Linked DNA regions of Mus musculus: region 1 is linked to region 2. Evidence: chromatin loops called from intact Hi-C (ENCODE). Cell type or tissue: heart. All regions are shown on one strand.

What was found. Peaks named below come from ENCODE experiments on the same cell type or tissue, not always from the same donor. Only the 100,000 strongest peaks of a DNase experiment are listed, where the experiment ranks them.
Region 1: it touches region 2 in a loop (2.3-fold over the local background); 3 of 42 quality-filtered maps call a loop at or near these places.

The regions. Positions count from the first base shown.
Region 1 is chr7:80,114,101-80,116,600 of GRCm38, forward strand. Idh2 (isocitrate dehydrogenase 2 (NADP+), mitochondrial) reads right to left here and starts at 1,250. Exons shown (of 11, transcript NM_173011.2): 1 at 1,062-1,250. The coding sequence starts at 1,176. In heart, CTCF peaks have their summits at 1,137 and 1,336; DNase peaks (open chromatin) are centred at 651 and 1,291; H3K4me3 peaks cover 2,177 bases; H3K27ac peaks cover 2,500 bases.
Region 2 is chr7:79,934,216-79,936,715 of GRCm38, forward strand. Arpin (actin-related protein 2/3 complex inhibitor) reads right to left here and starts at 1,049. Exons shown (of 6, transcript NM_027420.4): 1 at 938-1,049. The coding sequence starts at 1,029. Gm31966 (a long non-coding RNA gene) reads left to right here and starts at 1,224. Exons shown (of 3, transcript XR_391645.4): 1 at 1,224-1,965. In heart, a CTCF peak has its summit at 1,069; DNase peaks (open chromatin) are centred at 516, 1,086, 1,506 and 1,826; H3K4me3 peaks cover 1,901 bases; H3K27ac peaks cover 1,771 bases.

The sequences.
Region 1 (2,500 bases), 180 kb after region 2:
ACGATTACCACTCTAGCCAGAACAAACCCCATAGCCAAACCCACCCCCTCTTCCTCATTCCTCTGGCTAACCCCAAGGGGTTTTGAGCCAGGTCAGGATAGAATTTCCGTGGCAACAGGCATCAAAAGAGGCCACCAAGTGCTCTACATTGTTCCGTGCCTTTTGTAGCAAGGCGCTGAGTAGCAAGGGTATGAAAGATGCCCACATGCCAGGTTGGGCAATCTGTTAGTAATGGAGACTCTAAAACCCTGATTATTTTGTCCGGAGTTGCGCCTTCACGTCTAAGAAGTAAGCTGAAGGCAACGCAGAGATCTCATGGGAACGACTGACTGCAGAAAAATGACAATATGCGTGCAGTGCCAGGTCTCCACAGCTTGTATGCCAGGCAGGACCCACTCACATGCAGCAGCTCGTGGTTGGCCCAGCAAGGGGCCAGGAGAGGGCCCAGACTGAGCGTCCTGCGCAGCGAAGGGTGGGGGAGTGGCAGAGAAACAAAAGCGGGAAAAATGGAAGGACATTCCTCCAGCTGTCGAGTAAAGGTTCCAAAAATAGCTGACGTGGGCCTGTTGGAGAGGAGGGACCAGAGTACGCAGGGATTGGAGAGAAGGGGAAGTGGAGGCCTCTCCTCCTCGCCTTTGTCTGAGCCGGGAGCGCGAGGTGACCCTCCTCTGCCTAGGGCTGCAGCAGGCCGCTCCAGCCCCTCTTGGTCGCTTGTCCCCTCCAAAGGCCCAAGGCAGTCATGATACCCCACCCTGGGTCCAGGTACCTCTGGAAATGCTCCCCCGGAATACCTGGAGAACCCCAGCCCTGATAGGACCCAGCAATCCCGCCCCAGGCCACCAGCTGCCACTATCCCCTGGGTCCCCACCCCTGCGCCTGCAGCGGCCCAGGCGCGCGGGGCGCGGGAGCTCGGTGTAAGGCCACCTCCCGGCCCTTTGTAACCCGCACGCCGCTGTTCCCCGACCGCCGGCGTGTCGCGAGTGGCACTCCAGGGTCCCCCTCCCGGGACGTCGCCACGTCGCAGCGCTGCACGCGAGCCCGCCCCCCGGTGCGACACTCACAGTGGCGCCGCGGCTGCTCCGGCCAGCTGGGGACAGTCAGTGCTGCCGGTGCCCAGGTCCGCGCTGAGCCCGAGGCTCTGCAGAGCGAGCTCACAGCCCGCAGGTAGCCGGCCATCCCGAGCACGCGAGGTCCGAGCACGCCGCTGCACCGGGCTGTGCGGTGGGGACTCTAGGCTGGCCCTGGTGGCTGGGACCCAACCGGGGCGGAGCTGCAGAACCTGCCGCCCCATTGGGTCTCACCCGGGAGAAGGCGGGTCCACGCCAGGGCAGGAGCCTGCTCGACACCCTTGGGCCTGTTCCAGAGCTCAGGCGGCCCCAGTGCTGAGCCCGCGCTTTCTGGGAGCCTCCATATATCCTCAAAGCATCAGGTACCGGGGAGACCCATCGGGCCGCGGGGGCTCACGGCTGCAAGACTCCCCGCTTCCGTTAGAATGTCAGCTGCAGACACGTCGCCTTAGTCCCCTGCGTCCTTTGCGTTTAGCTGACCGACGGACCTGAGGCGCTTTCATCAAGACAATGACAAGCTTTGCCGTCTTGAACCTAGACCATGGCAACTTGGGTCTCCCCCAGGTAGCGTCCAGTTGGGTGGACTAACCAGGATCGAGAGTTGAAATGCCAAGTACGGTGGAGGCAAGAGGATGAGAAGTTAGGCTACATACCAAGTTCTAGACCAGCCTGGGCTATATGAGACGCTGCGGGGCGGGGCGGGGGGGGGGGCGGCTGGAAATCCTCCTTCTGCTCCTGACTAGGCCAAACTCCTAGCCCCAAAGTCCTTCATCATGGCCGACTCTGTCTCTTCTGGACATAAGAGTGCCTGCCAGGAGACTTCTGTGACATTTGTGTGTAAAGGTTTGAGGTATGTTCATCCTTCAATAGTACAACCACTGCCCAAGTTAATTATATTCTATGCTAGTAGTTATGTAGCCCTGAAGGAAAGCCCATGTCTCCTATATCCTAGGCAAAGGTCCATCCACAACCCAGCCCAACAGCTCCTAGTTTACCTGTTTGCGTGGGGAAACAAACAGAAACATACAAGCTAAATCCATCACTGTTCATTTTCTTGAAGTAGGGGTCACTGAAGTCTGGGTTTTGTGTATCAAATATCACAAATCCACCCCAGCTCTCCCAGTCACACCAACTCACTCCAGATGAGAGCAACCTTTCTGCCCTGTGCTCCCAGCTTCCCAACCCAGCTTCACAGTGTTGTCAGGTGGAGCTATGCCAGGAAAGTGGCCTTGAACTGCCAACATCAAAGCTTCCCTCCTGGAGTCTCAATCCATCCGAGTCACAGATTTGGTTCTGGGATCCAGTACAGAGAGTATATGCAAAGGAGAGACATCTGGGTCCCTCCAGGGACTGAGGAAAGGAATAGGAAAGTCTGGCCTGGGGCAGCATGTTCCAGAACAGTCTGAGAGCCCTTCTACGAGATTCCCAGTTCT
Region 2 (2,500 bases):
TCCAAAAATATTTAACTGACAAAGACAGGTTATATCGAAGGCATTTATCAAGAAAACTTGATATGTACACATTGCATAATGACTCACACCACCAAATTTATGTATACATTATATCCTCAGAACTTATTCCCCCTTTGACTGAACCTGCTCCACTGGAGACCTTATGAGTTGGACTTTAGATTCCACTTCCTAGATGACGCGATATTTTGGTTTTCTGGGCCTGGCTTCTTTCATGTAGAATAATTCTTGTTGTTTCTGACTGTAAATGAAATTGTCCATCCTGCTTATTACCCTCCGGATATTCCCACCCTCCCTCTATTGTTCCTGCCACACCACAAACTGGTCACCAGTGATGCAGTGTGACAGATGGCTAGAGTTTAGAGCCCTGGTGTGGGGAAAAGACGGAGGTCAGTGGGAACCCCAGCACCGCCTCTGTAGTTCCATTTGGGAGTCTGGGCATCCCTCCAGTGGATATTCTTGCAGGCGGGAATTTCAAGTTTATCTGTCTTCCCAGCGTGTGTTGGCCAGGGACCTTGGGAAGAGCCAGCTGGATGCCTGGGGTGGTTTTGGCAACCCCAGTTTCTCTCCCCAGTGTCCCCTACACCCCCAACCCCCATCAATCTTTGAGCAGGACTCAGATCTTGAGTTCGACAGAGGCCTCAGGGATGCTCCAGGGAGCCCAGGCCCCAGGGATGCTCCCAGGCCACTACGGCTGGCCATAGTAGGGGCCAGGGCCCCGACTCAGCCAATCCTGGCAGTTCCCTTGCCCAGTCCACATCTGGCTAACAATGTGGGAAGGGGAGGGAAGCACAGCCCACCTCTGGCCAGTAGCGGAGTCCCTGGCCCGGTGGACAGAGTACAACCCACCCCTGGTCAGCCGCGGAAGAAAGTGCAACCCATCTCTGGCCAGCAACCGGATGGACAGAGCACATCCTACCCTTGGTGGGTGGCAGGGTCCCAGGTTCCCGGCAGGCGCGCGCTCTGCACGGCCTTGTTGCGGAGGGCGCTATCCTGGTAGATGCGGCTCATTTTCCCCACGCCGAGGCCCTGTGGCTCCAGGAAGCAACCGGCGCGTAGGGCGGGGCACCTCGGGGACAGGAGCTTGGAGGTCGCTGCAGCACCAGCTTCCCGGGTTAACAGATCCGGGAAGCTAGTCCGAGGCGTTCCCAGTTGGGACTTAAAGGGGCCGAGCCTCATTCCTGACAGCCAGACCTCGTGCAGTAACAGGGGGCTTTTGGAATGACCACTGTCCTTCATGTCCTTATAGACTAAGACAGAAAGATCGAGAGTTCGGTCCCCATCTGTACTATACAGAGATTCTGTCTCAAAACACATCAATATACAAAAAAGCGGCCTTGAAGCTTAGGAAAGTAGATCTTTCTTGGGATCTGTTCTGGTAGGACATTTTCTCAGGGAGCAGGAAGGGAGAAGACGGGACAGCAACGAGGAACCACAGAGCGGTCTCCATGGACTCTGCCCTTTTGGACCTCCCCGTGGTTCCGCAATGGCTTAGGGGAGTTCCCAGAATGTGTGACGGAGTAGGGATAGGTCAGATCTGCAGCAAGGGAAACCTCAATCTCTGCAATCCCAGCAAGTTCCTCAACCTTTAATGAGCCTACGCTTCTTGCTCAGCAAAAATAGAAAGAAACGTGTCTAATGGTTTGTAAAGATAGAACTCTCCCTCTCCTAGTCTCGTGGACATAGCATTCATTACTTTGTCTCACACTTCTCAAGGATTCGGATGGATCGATCGCTTCTCTAGCCCCACAGTGCCCTTTGCTCCAGAGTGTCTGCAAGCCTTTTATTCTCAGCCTGCACCCGGGAATCTCCTCCGACCCGGAAATCATTGGGAAATCGTCTTGTTTTATTGGCTCCTTTGTGCCAAATTCTGGCGCAGGTGGCCACATTCTGTTGTGCCAGGTGTGCCCCTGCCTCAGCCACAATGAAGATACCCGAGAGTCCAGGGTGAGTTGTTAGCTTTGGAAGGAGCTCTCTCTCCCACATAGTATCACCACAGAATGGTCTCAGACACTTTATTTTTAAGGGTCCTTCCTCTTTTAACAAAATATAAATATTTTTAAGACATTATTTTATGTATCTCAGGCTGGCTTTGAACTCGCTATGTAGCCAAGGATAACTTCAAACCCCTTTCTCCTTACAATACTTCCCCAAGAACCAGGATTACAGGTGTGGGCCACCCACTGCACCTGGATTATTTGGTACTGGGGGTTCAATCCAGGACTTTATGAACGTTAGGCAAACAGTCTTCTCAAGCCACATCCTCAGCTCCAAAAATATAGTTTTGTGGATCCCTAAAAATGTAACAGACCCTAGACAGGATGTCTGTGACTAGTCAACCCCAGCCTATGTTGGACCTGTCAGGCAGCTCTGTAATTCCCAGAAAGAAGGACAACAATCCTCTGGGGAGGACTGTCCTCTGTGTCCTCTGGCAAGTCCTAGGCTCATAGGCACCTGACTCCTCTGCCTCCTTCCTCTTCTG